2 separate regions of the Homo sapiens genome follow, and region 1 is linked to region 2. A link is a contact called in ENCODE Hi-C or POLR2A ChIA-PET data. All regions are on one chromosome and are shown on one strand. The core of a region is the stretch at or near the end of the contact, and the rest is flanking DNA. Distances in the headings are between cores, read along the strand shown.

Region 1 (6,775 bases), core at 3,710-6,209, 2.1 Mb before region 2:
GTCCACAAAAGAGGAGATTCAGAATTCAAATCTCCTTCAAACATGGGAACCCCTGCAGTGGAGAGAGAGGAAAGAAAACCAAGAAGAAGGAAAAGAAAGCTAAACTAACACTTATTAAGAACAGATGCTAATTGGGAGTGTCTTTATCTACATGGCAAAACAAGCTGGGTTTTATTATCCCCACTTTACAGATGAGGAAACTGAGGTTCAGTTAGAAAATAAGGCAACCAGGATTCTAAACAGGCCTCTTGGACCCCAAAGGGGCAGAGGGTGTATTCAAATAGGGGCAGGGACTGGGCGCAGTGGCTCACACCATAATCCCAGCACTTTGAGAAGCAGAGGCAGGAGAATTGCTTGAGGCCAGGAGTTCACGATCAGCCTGGGTAACAGATCAAGGCTCTGCCTCTACAAAAAATTCAAAAATTAGCTGGGCGTGGTTATGTGTACCTGTGCCTGTGGCTATTTGGGAGGCTTCAACAGGAGGACCGCTTTAACCCAGGAGGTAGAGGCTGCAGTGAACCGCGATTGCTCCACTGCATTCCAGCCTGGGTGACAGAGCAGATCCATGTATATGTGTGTGTGTGTATATATATATATATATATATATATATATATATATATATATATATGGATCTATATAGATCCATATATATATGGATTAAATGATAAAAGATCCAAGGAAGGTATATGTAAACTGCAAACTCGATGGCCATCTGCATTACTATTACTGTGAGAAAACTGGCCCATGATTGATAAATCATCTCTGTTCAGTTTATGCCGGTTGCTTTCACAGTCTGTAGGCAAATGATTGAGTTCACTTTTAGGAGAGTGGCATAGTGTAGTAGTTACAAACACATGTTTCAGAGTCAAACAAGATACGGGTTGACATCCTGACTGCACAGCTAATTCGCTGCGTGGCCCTGGGCTCATCACTTCACCTCTCTGAGCCTGTTTCCCACCTGCAATGCCTAATCCCTGCCTTATCATGGAGTCTCCATGATGCAGCACTCAGCAAGAACCTTGGTAAACGGTAACAAAGTGGTAGTTAGGGTTAGTTACTACTCATCATCTACTCCACACCTTTGAGTATACAATAGCTCAGCACCCGCCTCCCTTCCATGACTCATCTGGTAGCTTCCAGAGGGGCCCACCTGGCACCACAAGGGATAAGGGGACACCTGCCTCATCTGATCTGATCAGAGTGGGATGGGATAGGGAGACAGATGTCACTCTTAGCCAGACTTCACCTCTGCTCTTGAGAATCTCTGGCTATTGTTCCTCGGAGCTCAAGCTGACAGATGAGTCAGGCCTCAGAGACAAGGGAAGGGATCCTCTTGAAACAAAGACTGGCCTACAAGTTATTCACCAGCCCATTGAATCTGCACAATGGACCCAATGCCCCAGAAACACGCTGCTCGAACAGGCTAATAATCACCCAGGAGACAAACCAGCAGCCTCAACAGAAATAAAAGCAAATCACTAAGTATCCATACAAGACTCAGGGGCTACATAAGTGAACTCAGCTGACACCCAGTGGGTGCACGATAACATTCACTAGCTTTAGTAAGCACCTACAGGGCACCGAACATGCACTGGTTCATAGCCTCACGGCCGCTTTTTAAAACCGGGATTGTGATTGCCACTTTATAGATGAGGAAACAGGCTCAGAAAAGGGAGATTACTCCCTGACTGAAGTGGACACACATGGAGAGAAGGATTTGCACACGGACCTGCGTAACTCTCAGCTGCTTCTCTTTCCACCACTCTGCACTGTCTTGATGAATAAGTAAATTCAAAGAGTGTAATCCTGCCCTGGGAAGAAGCATGGATCACAGCCAGAGAAAGGACCTTAAAATGAAGACGCAGAAGAAAAGAAAAATTGGAAACAACTAGCAGGACCAACAATAGGGAACTGACGAAGTAGACCATGCTTATCTCCTCCATGAAACACTGAAATCTCTCATAATGATTTCTGCAAAGGTCGTAATAACATGGAGAAACACATCTGATGTAACTTTTCAAAAGCATTATACATATAATGCAATTTCTTTTCTTCTTCTTCTTCTTTTTTTTTTTTTTTTTTTTGAGATAGTCTCCGTCACCCAGGCTAGAGTACGGTGGTGTAATCTCTGCTTATTGCAACCTCCGCCTCCTGGGTTCAAGTGATCCTCCTGCCCCAGCCTCCAGAGTAGCTGGGCTATAGGCACATGCCACCATGCAGTTAATTTTTGTATTTTTAGTAAGACAGGGTTTCGCCATGTTGACCAGGCTGGTCTCGAACTCCTGACCTCAGGTGATCCACCCACCTCAGCTTCCCAAAGTGCTAGGATTACAGGCGTGAGCCACCATGCCCAGCCAATTTCAATAATAGAAAATATACCAGAGAGAAATACATGAAAATGAAGTTTTCAGGTCAGGTGTGGGGGCTCACGCCTGTAATCCCAGCATTTTGGGAGGCTGAGGCGGGCAGATCACTTGAGGTGAGGAGTTCGAGACCAGCCTGGCCAACATGCCAAAACCCCGGCTCTACAAAAAATCCAAAAATTAGCTGGGCATGGTGGCACATGCCTGTGGTCCCAGCTACTTGGGAGGCTGAGGCACAAGGATCACTTGAACCCAGGAGGTGGAGGTTACAGTGAGCCAAGATCACACCACTGCACTCCAGCCTGAGCAAAAAGTAAGGCTCTGTTTCAAAAAAAAAAAAAAGAAAGAAAGAAAGAAAGAAAAAGAAAAAAAGAAAATGGAGTTTTCTTTTTTTTTTGTCTTTTCTAAATCCTTTACAATTATCATGCATTTTATTAAACTTATTGAATTTGTCTTTTAAAATCGGAAAAAATTATAAAAATTCTCATTTATTTTTACTTATTTATTTTAGAGACAGGGGTCTCACCATGTTGCCCAGGCTTGGCTTGAACTCCTGGGTTCAAGCCATCCTCCCGCCCCAGCCTCCCAAAGTGCTGGAATTGCAGGTGTTAGCCACCGTGCCCAGCCCAAAATTCTCATTTTTAATGCAAGCATAGAGAATTATTCTCCTAAAGCTGGCGGTAAGGGGTTATGGTTGTTTTGGGGGACTGTGAAGACTTCACCACTCTTCCCTGTTAAGGAGTAGGGTTAAGGCTTAAAATGAGTAGATTTCAGAACAGTTCTCAATGGCAAGGATCACTAAATAGTAAAATAGGCGGGCATGGGGGACATGGAAGGTGTTTACATAAAATGCTTTCAACATGAAATTAACCAAACTTAGAGTGGGATCAATTCAATGCCACACAAAGCTAGGAGCTGGCAAAGTGTCCGGAAATGGTTTGCCCAGGCTGCTGGATGATTCTGCCTAGAAAGTTGAGGGGCGAGGTGGGGGCACTCTTCCCTCAACCAAGCATCTGCCCACCTGCAGGATGAGGATGAGGAGGTCTGAGTAAACATCAGATACCCAGCCCCACCCCAAACCTGCTGACTCATCCTCCTTGCCACGTGGCTCAGACATCTGCTTACTGGAAGCAACGCCCCTAAAGTCTGAGAACCACCGTCCTCAGGTTTCCCTGTCTGTCAAGTGGAATTACTCATCCCTGCCCTGCGTCTACCCCCGCCTCCCTCCCTGGGCCATCGCGGGGCTCCCAGATGCTCCCAAATGGGAATGCGCTTTGCAAAGCACTGAGTCCAGAGCAAGTGTTTTGCTTTGAGTCGTGCTCAGTCCCAGCCTGGCCCCGAGAAAAAACAAAGCCGTTCCCTCAAGTTCTCTCGCAGTCCTCCCTCTCATACTTCCTCCCCTCCCGCCGCAGCAGGTGGGGGCGTTTTCCCCGCGGCGGCACTGCAGTGGGGTGTGCGCGCCAACAATCCCAGGCGCCGGGCAGCCTCGGATCCGGAGCCTGGGATGAGGGTGGGGAATCCAGGGCGCGCCCCCCAGGCCTCCTCCTGCACAATCCCAGAAACAATTTCTCTACCCCAGGGCCCTCCGCTGGAAGAGGGGAAAGGTCTGGCCCCTTTCTTCCCAAATCCCCAGCCTCTCCAGGGAGTGTCCTGGAGCCGAGGAGAGGTAGAGAGAATCGAGCTGGTGGGTTGCGGGATCTCCTCAGACCCTTTAGGAGATGCAACATGGGCTTTAGAGTCCTACATATCTGGATTCACAATCACTGGCTGTGTGACCTTGGAGGTGTCGATAACCCTCTCTGAATCTCCATTTCTTCATCTTTAAAATGGGGTTGTTTCTTACCACCTCGTGGGACTGTTGTGATAACGCTTGCAAAGCACCAAGCACGTCCCTGCGTAGAGTAACCTCTCCATAAACTGATGTCACTGTTGTTTTCAACGAGGGTGGGTTACCTACCAGCCCTCTCCATCCTTTTGGAGCCAAATTTGACGCCGGACATCTGGGAAGTGAAGGAATGGCAGGCTCGGGGGGTTGGGTCGGGGGCGGGCTGAGTATGAGGGAAGGGGAGCTCAAGGACCCTGCCCCACCGCCCCACCCCCACCTCCAGTTCCGAGACCCTCTGGCTCTGCCCGTGGCTTGGCCAGTTAATTGCTAACCTGGTGGACCGAGAAGGTCCGCGGGTCCACCTCCCAAATTGTGTCTTGTGTCGTCGGAAGGAAAGGGTCTTTGTTCCCCCTCATAATCATGATTGCAAGATCCCCATTCGCACTGGACTCCTAAAGCATCCTCCCCTTGCCTGACCTCACCCCCCATCCCAGCCAGAGTCTTGGCTGTGTTTGAGAATTACAGGCTGTAAAGCCTCTTCATCCATCCAATGCGGGACACTTCAGGCGGCGTTGCATCCCTGAACCCAGCCCTGGGACTCTGGGACCTACCCTCGACCCCAGCCTTGGGGAATTAGGCTGTTCCCCGTTAGGGGACAAGGACACTTGGGAAGGAAGGCTTCTAGGATGGGGCGACGTCTTACCTCGGGTCCGCGGTCCTGCGGCGCTAGTGCAGAGGGCTCTTTGTGCCCCGGCTCACAGCGCAGAACTGGGGGAGCCCCTGCAAGCGCCTCCCATCTCAAACTCCTCCCCGCACTCGTCCGCAGCCTCCCTCCCTCTGGTCCCGCGAGCGCAGCCGGCGTCGTCTTTGTAGCTGCTGCAGCGCCCATGAAATTTTAATGCGGGAGCGGCTGGCGGGCGGAGGCGCCCCACCCCCGGCCCTCACCTCCACCCTCCTCCCGCCTCCTTGCGCCCCTACAACCTCACACCCAACCCCTCCTTACCCGCGCCCAGAGTCCTGGCCAGGAAAGCGGGGTGCAACCGGTCTTGGAGGGAGCACTCCGCAGCCCCCGCCGCACAAAGGGGCTAGCTGGCCGGTGCGCTCAGCCTCCCGCATCCCCACCCGCGGCGCTGTCATGGCAACGCTTGCCCGTCCACATTAGGCCGCAGAGAGCTCAGGGCTGGAGAGGCGCGGGGGCTGCGCGCGACCGCGGACCAGGGGCGCAGAAGCCTGAACCCCGGAGTAAGAGGACAGAAGACGCTTGTTCTGGCATAGCGCCAAGGGCTTAACCAGGAAGACCTCGGGTGTATGCCTCTTTATGCACATGGTTATGGTGGAGTCCAGATTTGAACCCATAACTGTTAACTTCATGCGTGTACAGCATTTGGCCTAACAACATTTATAGGTTTAATCTTGAATTTTTTATTATTATTTATTCTTATTGTTTTAGAGATGGGACCTCACTCTGTCACCCCGGCTGAAGTGCAGCGGCACAATCATAGCTCACCGCACCCCCCCGAACTCCTGGGTTCAAGCAGTCCTCCTGCCCCCGCCTCAGCCTTCGGAGTAGCTGGGACTACAGGCGCGAGCCACCGCGCCCGGATTAGTCTTTTATTTAACTGCCCTCTTCTTAGTACCTACTATTTTCTAGAGTAGGGATGCTAGGAAGTGGTCCTGAAGTAGTGGTTCTAGAGTTGCAGCATCCACATTGCTTGAGAACGTGTTAGAAATCCAATTCGAGGCCAGGCGCGGCGGCTCACCCCTGTAATCCCAGCACTTTGGGAGGCCAAGGCGGGTGGATCACCTGAGGTCAAGAGTTCAAGACCAGCCTGGCCAACATGGTGAAACCCCATCTCTACTAAAAAATTAGCCGGGTGTGGTGGCGGGTGCCTGTAATCCCAGCTACTCGTGAGGCTGAGGCACTAGAATCACTCGAACCCGGGAGGCGGAGGTTGCAGTGAGCCGAGGTCGCGCCACTGTACTCTAGCCCGGGTGACAAGAGCCAGACCCCATCTCAAAAAAAAAAAAAAGAAAAAGAAAAGAGGCCGGGCACGGTGGCTGGCTCACACCTGTAATCCCAGCACTTTGGGAGGCCGAGGCAGACAGATCACCTGAAGTCAGGAGTTCGAGACCAGCCTGACCAACATGGAGAAACCCCGTCTCTACTAAAACTACAAAATTAGCCAAGCGTGGTGGCACATGCCTGTAATACCAGCTACTCTGGAGGGTGATGCAGGAGAATCGCTTGAACCGGGTAGGCAGAGGTTGCGGTGAGTCGAGATCATACCATTGCACTCCAGCCTGGGCAACAAGAGCGAAACTCCATCTGAAAAAAAAAAAGAAAAGAAAAGAAAAGAAAAATACAATTCAGGCTGGGTGTGGTGGCTCACGCCTGCCTGTAACCCCAGAACTTTGGGAAGCCTGGGGGACAAGCTTGCTTGAGCCCAGGAGTTCCAGACCAGCCTGGGCAACAAAGCGAAACCTTATTTCCACAAAAAATACAAAAAAATTAGCCAGGCCTGGCGGTGTGTGCCTGTAGTCCCAGCTGCAGTGAGCCCTGGGGAAAGAAAGGAAGGCCCAGACATC
Region 2 (6,834 bases), core at 2,830-5,329:
ATGACAGACGCTCAAAGCTACAGAAAAATCACAAATAAATGAACCCTGCAAACCAATGGATGGTCAGGATGCCTGACCGCGGTGTAAGGTGCTTTACCTCTCTGACCTTCTCATCTGGAAAAAAGCAATAGGTATCATATGTTGAACACTCACAGTATGTGAGGCACTGAGCAGCTATGGCACACATACAGCTCATCTGATCTTTGTAAAAGTCCTGGGGGTGTGGATATTACCCCTGTGGCAGTCTTAAGGGTGTGCTGCTCACATCTCCCTTCAAAAGAGAACAGGCTATGAGGAGTGCAGGCAGCCGACAATCTCCATCTTTGCAGTCCACCATGGCATTCAACTTGAGGCTACTCTCTCCCCATGTTGCCAGCCTGAACACACCGGGGGTGCCAGTCCGCCCATTTCTGCCCCATGCTAGACTCTTCTAACGAGCAATCGCTGCCTTGCTGAGATTTCCTCAAAACTACGCTGTAGTCTAAGGCTCTTCCTGCTCAATCCTCCTTCCTTTCCCCTCTCATTTCACCAGTCAGACCAGCACCATAGACTGAAAATTTCCCTGCCTACTACTGCTTCCTTGCTCTTTTATCCTTTATTGTCATTTCCCCCAATAAATACCTTGCAAAATTCTGTCTTGGCATCTACATCAAAGAACCCAACATAATACCACCCCCATTTTACAGATGAGAAAACTGAGTGGTTAATACATCTAAAGTCATATAATTAGGATTCAAACCCACATCTCTCTCTGACTCCCAAGTCCAAGTTCTTAACCAGTGGTTTAAAGAACAAAGAAAGTGTGAAGATACAACTGAAAAACAATGCTATAAAAATTCAGATGACTATGCAAAAGGCAAAGTTGTGCCATGAGAAGGACACCATATCAGGAAACTACTCCATTATTTATCATCAGAGTGATGAGCCCTTTAATCTCATTCTCCCTATTTTATGGATGACAAGACTATCACCAAACCTGCTTACCTCACAAGGTAGTTGCAATAATCAAATGAGACTCCTCCTCCAAGAGAAAAGGGAAACAAATACAGTAGGTGAGAAGATTCTGCTAATCGCAAAGCAAGTGGAGGCAAATGGATAATGGCCCTGAATCTGAAGGATTCTACTGAAGGAAGTAGCACTTCTCCCAAATAGACCCCCATATTTGGGGATGGAAAAAACAAAAAGGACAAAGTAAAATATTCCAAACCTCCAAATGGCTTTTCTGCCTCAAGATTATGTGTCTCGTTCATGCCCACACCCCCAGAGCCTATAACAGCACCTGACTGGTATGCATTAGGCACTTAGGAAATCACTGCTGAATGAGAACAATTTCCAGAGACCCTCAACACACACTTTTCTGTCCTTCAAGACACAGGGCCATTCCTCCCACACAGCCTCACATGCAAAGCAGAATACCTGGCAGTTCATGTTGTCCTCTGCTTCAATGAGCTTCCCCCGATATACCTCACCGGTGTTCGTCTCACATGTCACAATGTGGCCCTCGGCCTCATGCAGTACTTTAATCGGCACACCAATAGACATCTTGGCAGGAAGAGAGTTCTACAATGAGAGAGACAACAGTCAGTTCATCTTTCAGAGTCTGAAAAGGCATGTGGCACACATCATGCTTCCTTTAAGGCCTGGCACTCCATAAAACTTAGCAAAAACACCAAAGCTGCATTTTCTACCAAGGAAAAAAAAAAAAGCTCAGCTCCTGGTTTGGAGGAAACTATCTGGCAAATATGTGCAAGATGTGGGGTGAGGAGGAATGATGGGATGGACAGAAGTAAAACTAGGAATGAAAAGAGAGCATCTCCCATGGGTCATGTGTCCCCGCTACCCTATGTCCCTTAATCTTCAGCTAAAGGACCATTAGCCAATACTGTGTGTGTCAGGGGAGGGGGACTGGAATGTTAATTTGTTGCACTGTTATTTGTTAACCCTTAATTGTAGATGATTACGTTTTGAGAATAATACAGGCCCGAGCTGTCCAATACAGCAGCTCATGTACACACGTAGCTATTTAAATTAAACTTAACTAAAACACAATAGAATTAAAATAAAAAAACCCAGTCCCTCAATCCCAGTGGCCATATTCCAAGTCCTCAACGGCCACATGTAGCTAGTGGCTACCCTATGGAAGGTGCAGATACAGACCAAAGGACCATGCACATCTAGGAGAGCAGGCTGTACTTTTAATTCAGCCCTTTAACCCTTCACTTATTTTACTATCAAGGATATTGAGAAAATATCAAAGTGACAACGTGCTATATGCAGGAAATGCTTGTCATGGAGGAAAATCAGGGAAAGCACCTGACTTGACCTAATCAAAAGCATCAAGCAGTGAACTTTTTATTGAGATGAGCAACAACTCTAAGTTTCAACTTAAGCGTACCTAAGACAGGAGAACATGAGGTTGAAAGGACAGGCTCCTTTGGTGAGGATCCCTGGCTTTCAGCCTTAGGAGTCTAGATTTTATGCTGAAGGTAGTGGAGAACCACTGCAGAATTATATGTAAAGAATGACGCAATGAAAAGATAGCAGCATTTATTTACAAAATGGATAGAACGTAAGGTTTAGAAGCAGAGAAACTTGTTAAAACTTCTGCAACAGTTAAAACTGCTGCAACAGTGTGGAAAGCATGAGGGGACCATTGCCTGAAAGGGGACTGGGGCAGAGATACAAAGAACTTTTTAAAAAATGACCGGCTGGGCGCGGTGGCTCACGCCTGTAATCCCAGCACTTTGGAAGGCCGAGGCCGGTGGATCCCTTGAGCCCAGGAGTTCGAGACCAGCCAGGGCAACATGGTGAAACCCCGTCTCTACTTAAAAAAAAAAAAACAAAAAAAAACTCATAGGATTTGGGGGAAGGAGATAGTCAATCAGAAATGACTTCGAGATTACTGCCTGGAAGCTTTGAAAAACACTCACCTGGAGAGATACAGAATGTGAGAAGCATGCACGTTGAGGGGAAAGCTAATGAACTTACTTCCAGGAGCTAGTGAGGCGACGCTGATGTTTGGGTGGCCCAAGCTTCCCGCTTTCTTCCCTCCCCGAGCCCCGCAGAGTTCCATGCAGCAAGTCTTTCTCCAGCCCCTGGCCCCTCACAGGCGCCTCGACCTCCCCTCGCCCGTCCCCAGCCTCACCGGCTCTGGCCTACTTTTCTTCTCTTCGGTCCGCTGCGAAAGATGCTACGGCGAAGGCGTGAGTCAAGCGAATGGCGGGCCTAACACCCAGAATTCCACTCTTTCCCAAAATGCTGCGCGCAGGGCCCGCCTCCTTCCTTTCCCCAGTGTTGAGCGCGGTCTCGCCTCCGCTTCCTCCTCACTCCGCCTGCCGGCTGGGAAACTAGGGCACCAGTACGATAGTTCCGGCACCGGAAAAGAGGGCTGATGACTGGGCCCGGGGGCCGCCGCAACGACCCTTGGGGCCGGCAAAGAGCCAGAGAGGGTGCTCACACTTCCAAGCACCCCACACCAAGGACAGGCTGGACGGCAAGGCGGAGACGCGGGGCTTGGGCCCTCAGACCGGGGACAGCAGGAGGTTGGGCCAAGGGCCAGGACTTCCCGTCACAATTTCATTTGTTGATCCCGGCACCGCCAGGTAAGGGGGGCCCTGAGTGAGGCTAGGTATCTGGTACGGATAAAGTTAGGTATAGAGTAGAGCGGCTGCCCGCTCAGGGTTATCCCTAAAGACAGTTGGAGGAGAGTTGCTTGGGGCCTCGGGGATGCACTGGGCGGGATCAGGGCTTACACCTAGGACTGGCAAAAGAGCGGGACCCGGCAGAGGCGGGGCTTGCCGAAGGGACGAGCCTCTATTCAGGAAATGCACGAGCTTTGGGGCGGGGCTCAAAGAAAGGGGCGGGGCTTCCGGGGCCCGCGTCCTGGTGAGCTGCGCGTCTGCGCGAGGATTGGGCGAGAGGGTGGGGCCACTCAACGCTGAGGCGGCGAATGGCCGGAGCAGACTTAAATCAAGAGGCTGGGGACCTCTAAGATCAAAGTTTGGGGCGGGGCCTAAGGAGGGGGCGGGGCCTCCAGATTCGAGACCTGGAAGGGCTGGGGCGGCGCTTGGGGCGGCCCAGCCGCCGCCTCCCGTTCTCTCCTCCGCAGCGGCGGCGGTGGCGGAGAAGGAACTCGACACGCACCGACCGCCCTCCCGCCCCAGCCGAAGCGGAAGCTGTAGCCCGCTCTGGGCCGGGGCCATGGGCGCCCCGCGCCGCCCGGGTCATGAGGACGGAGGCGGAGGCAGCGGGGCCGCCGCTCGAGCCCGGTCAGTGCCTCTCTGTGGGCCCAGTCTTCACCCTAGGAACGAAAGGGACCCCTCCCTAGCGCGGGGCAGGGTCCAGTCGCGCGACCTTGGGCCGACTCCCGCCTCGCCCCCACACCCGCCTGGTTCCAGTCAGTGGGGGTTTCCTGACACTCGCAGGATTGCGACCCTTGTCAGCATGGTGGGAAGGTCCGGGTAGCAGGGGCACCACCTTCCCCAGAAGCGAAAAGTCCTGCTGGAGCCGCCTTGGGAGCTCCCATGCCTTGGGAAACCGTGGAGGACTGAGGCTGGGAAGGGCAGGAAACTGGCCGAGAGCACCGAGCAATGGAAGGGCCAGTGCCCTGGCCTCCGAGACTCGGCGTTTTGTCTTGCTCTTGTTCTTCACTTTCGTTCTCTCTGCCACGCGGTAGCCTGAGCCCCTTTGGGGCGGAGACCCGGACTGGTATTCAATGTCTTGGCCGTTAGTTTGCTTGCCCAAGACGTAGGGGAGGGGGAAGACGTGATTCCTGTCCTGCTGAAGGCGCGGGGTTGATGACAAACGGAGTTCTAGCTAGTAAACTCTGAAGTGAAGTGCCAACTGTGGAAGAGGTCAACAGCATGTGGGACCCTGACCTTCAGGTGTCACTCCCAGGGAGTGTTCCCTTTTGTGTCTGCTGTGTGGAGTTGGTGGGGGATTTACAACCCTCCTCCTCCAGTTGTCTAGCCCTGTGGTCTGAGACAAGATACTTGCCTTTCCTGAGCCTCAGAGGAGGAATGGCTTACATTCACAGGGAGTGTTCTATGAGGCAGGCGCGCGCTGCGTGCAGTTGTTTACATGCAGTGCCTCATTAATCCTCATAACGAACCAGTGAAGTAGGTGCCCACTGTGATTTGCACTTTTGCAGCTGAGCAGACTGAGTCTGAGATGGGTTAAGTATTAAAGGCTAGTGCACTGCTTGCCTTCCTTAGTGACAGCCACTAACTGAGCTCAGGCCAGGGCCTTCCAGGCAGCCCTTTGGCTCCAGGCAGCAACGTCTGGCTGTGGCTTTGTGTTTAGAAGGCTAAAGCTGTTATGGGGACAGATGCCAAGGCCTCGCCTAACCTTATCACCCCCAACATGAGCACCTCTAGGTCCGATCCGCCCTTGCCGAGGCTGGAGATGGCCCTGTGGGGCCTGCCAGGCCTCAGGATCAAGGAGTTCTAGAGCGCAGGGCAAGAGGAGGAGGCGCAGCTGAGTCTCTGAGAGAGAGCTGCTGTCTTGTGCCACATTTTATAGCTGGACATGGAAAGGCATGGACAGTCATAGCCTGGCAGAAGATAGCCCAGCTAGTCAGTGTCACAGCCCAAGCCACAGAGTAAGGAGGGAGCCTCACACAGAGGGCTGTAGTCTGGAAGCCTGGGGGAGGAGGGGTGCAGAGCAGGGAAGTGACAAGTAGGCCTGGGCATCTCAAGGTATGAGGTCTTTTTGGAAAACGCCTTCCATTCCCCAAGCATATCTAAGTGCCTACTCTGGGCTGAGGGTTGGAAGGAGGCAAATGCAACCTCATCCCCATCTGCCACTGAAGAATTCTCATTGCCTCTTTAAGGACTCCATATTGAGGGGCCCTGAGAGTGAGAGGGATTAGAGCATGGAGACAACATTAACATTTCAGACTAAGGCTCATCAGCTATCATTAGTGATAGTGTAGTTTATGTGTGGCCCAAGACAATTCTTCCAGTGTGGCCCAGGGAAGCCAAAAGATTGGACACTCCTAGACTAAGGGATGTGCAAGAGCAAAAGCTGGGGAGGAAACAGTATGAGTAGAGAAAAACAAAAAGGCAGTGTGTGGCTGCTGTGAGGGGTTCTTGAACAGGCAGGCATTCACCGTGACAGCACAACATCCTGCATAGAGCTCTCCCACTGCTCAGCTCTTTATGAGTCCCTAGGGGTCAGGGCTTGGGTGGGTCTTTAGTTACCTTTGTGTCCCCAGAGCCTAGCAAACAGTGAGGGCTTATTTTATTTTTAATTATCTGGGTGTGGTAGCGTGTGCCCATAGTTCCAGCTGCTCAGGAGGCTAAGGTCAGAGGATCCCTTGAGCCTGGGAGTTCAGGGCTGCAGTGAGCTCTGGTCACACCACTGCACTCCAGCCTGGGCGACAGAGTGAGACCCTGTTTCAGAAGAAAACAAAAAGTTCTTTTTTTTCCTTTTCCTTTTTTTTTTTTTGAGATGGAGTCTCACTCTGTCGCCCAGGCTGTAGTGCAGTGGCGTAATTTTGGCTCACTGCAACCTCCGCCTCCCAGGTTCAAGCAATCCTCCTGCCTCAGCCTCCCGAGTAGCTGGGATAAGAGGCTCTGGCCCCTGCCCGGCTAATGTTTGTATTTTTAGTAGAGACAGGGTTTCACCATGTTGGCCAGGCTGGTCTCAAACTTCTGACCTCAAGTGATCCGCCTGCCTTGGCCTCCCAAAGTGCTTGGATTACAGGCGTGAGCCACTGTGCACGGCCTAAAAAAAGTTTATTTCTTCCAGCAAATATTTATTGAGTTACTATTAAACATTCAACACCAGCAACTGAGAATAACAGTGAACAAGATCAGCAAGTTTCCTGCTGTC

The links. Hi-C counts contacts between places; a loop is a spot of excess contacts on that map. ChIA-PET counts read pairs that join two places held with the same protein, here RNA polymerase II (POLR2A). Pooled maps may share reads with other maps.
Region 1: a loop to region 2 is called in a map of CD8-positive, alpha-beta T cell, with 8 times the contacts of the local background. The contact joins the promoter of MIAT here to the promoter of GUCD1 in region 2. A Hi-C loop is called at or near these places in 1 of 168 maps with a recorded cell type or tissue (CD8-positive, alpha-beta T cell) and 2 of 50 pooled maps. POLR2A ChIA-PET finds 5 or more read pairs at or near these places in 1 of 52 experiments (OCI-LY7).

Annotation. Positions count from the first base shown.
Region 1 is chr22:26,655,772-26,662,546 of GRCh38, reverse strand. It overlaps MIAT (myocardial infarction associated transcript), which reads right to left and starts at 4,959. Exons shown (of 5, transcript NR_033320.3): 1 at 4,893-4,959. RefSeq lists enhancers at 483-1,462, 4,896-4,945 and a silencer at 5,136-5,185.
Region 2 is chr22:24,552,383-24,559,216 of GRCh38, reverse strand. GUCD1 (guanylyl cyclase domain containing 1) reads left to right here and starts at 4,079. Exons shown (of 6, transcript NM_001284254.2): 1 at 4,079-4,268. The coding sequence starts at 4,226. It overlaps SNRPD3 (small nuclear ribonucleoprotein D3 polypeptide), which reads right to left and starts at 3,218. Exons shown (of 4, transcript NM_004175.5): 1 at 3,146-3,218; 2 at 1,417-1,560. The coding sequence starts at 1,542. RefSeq lists an enhancer at 3,411-3,510 and a silencer at 3,971-4,330.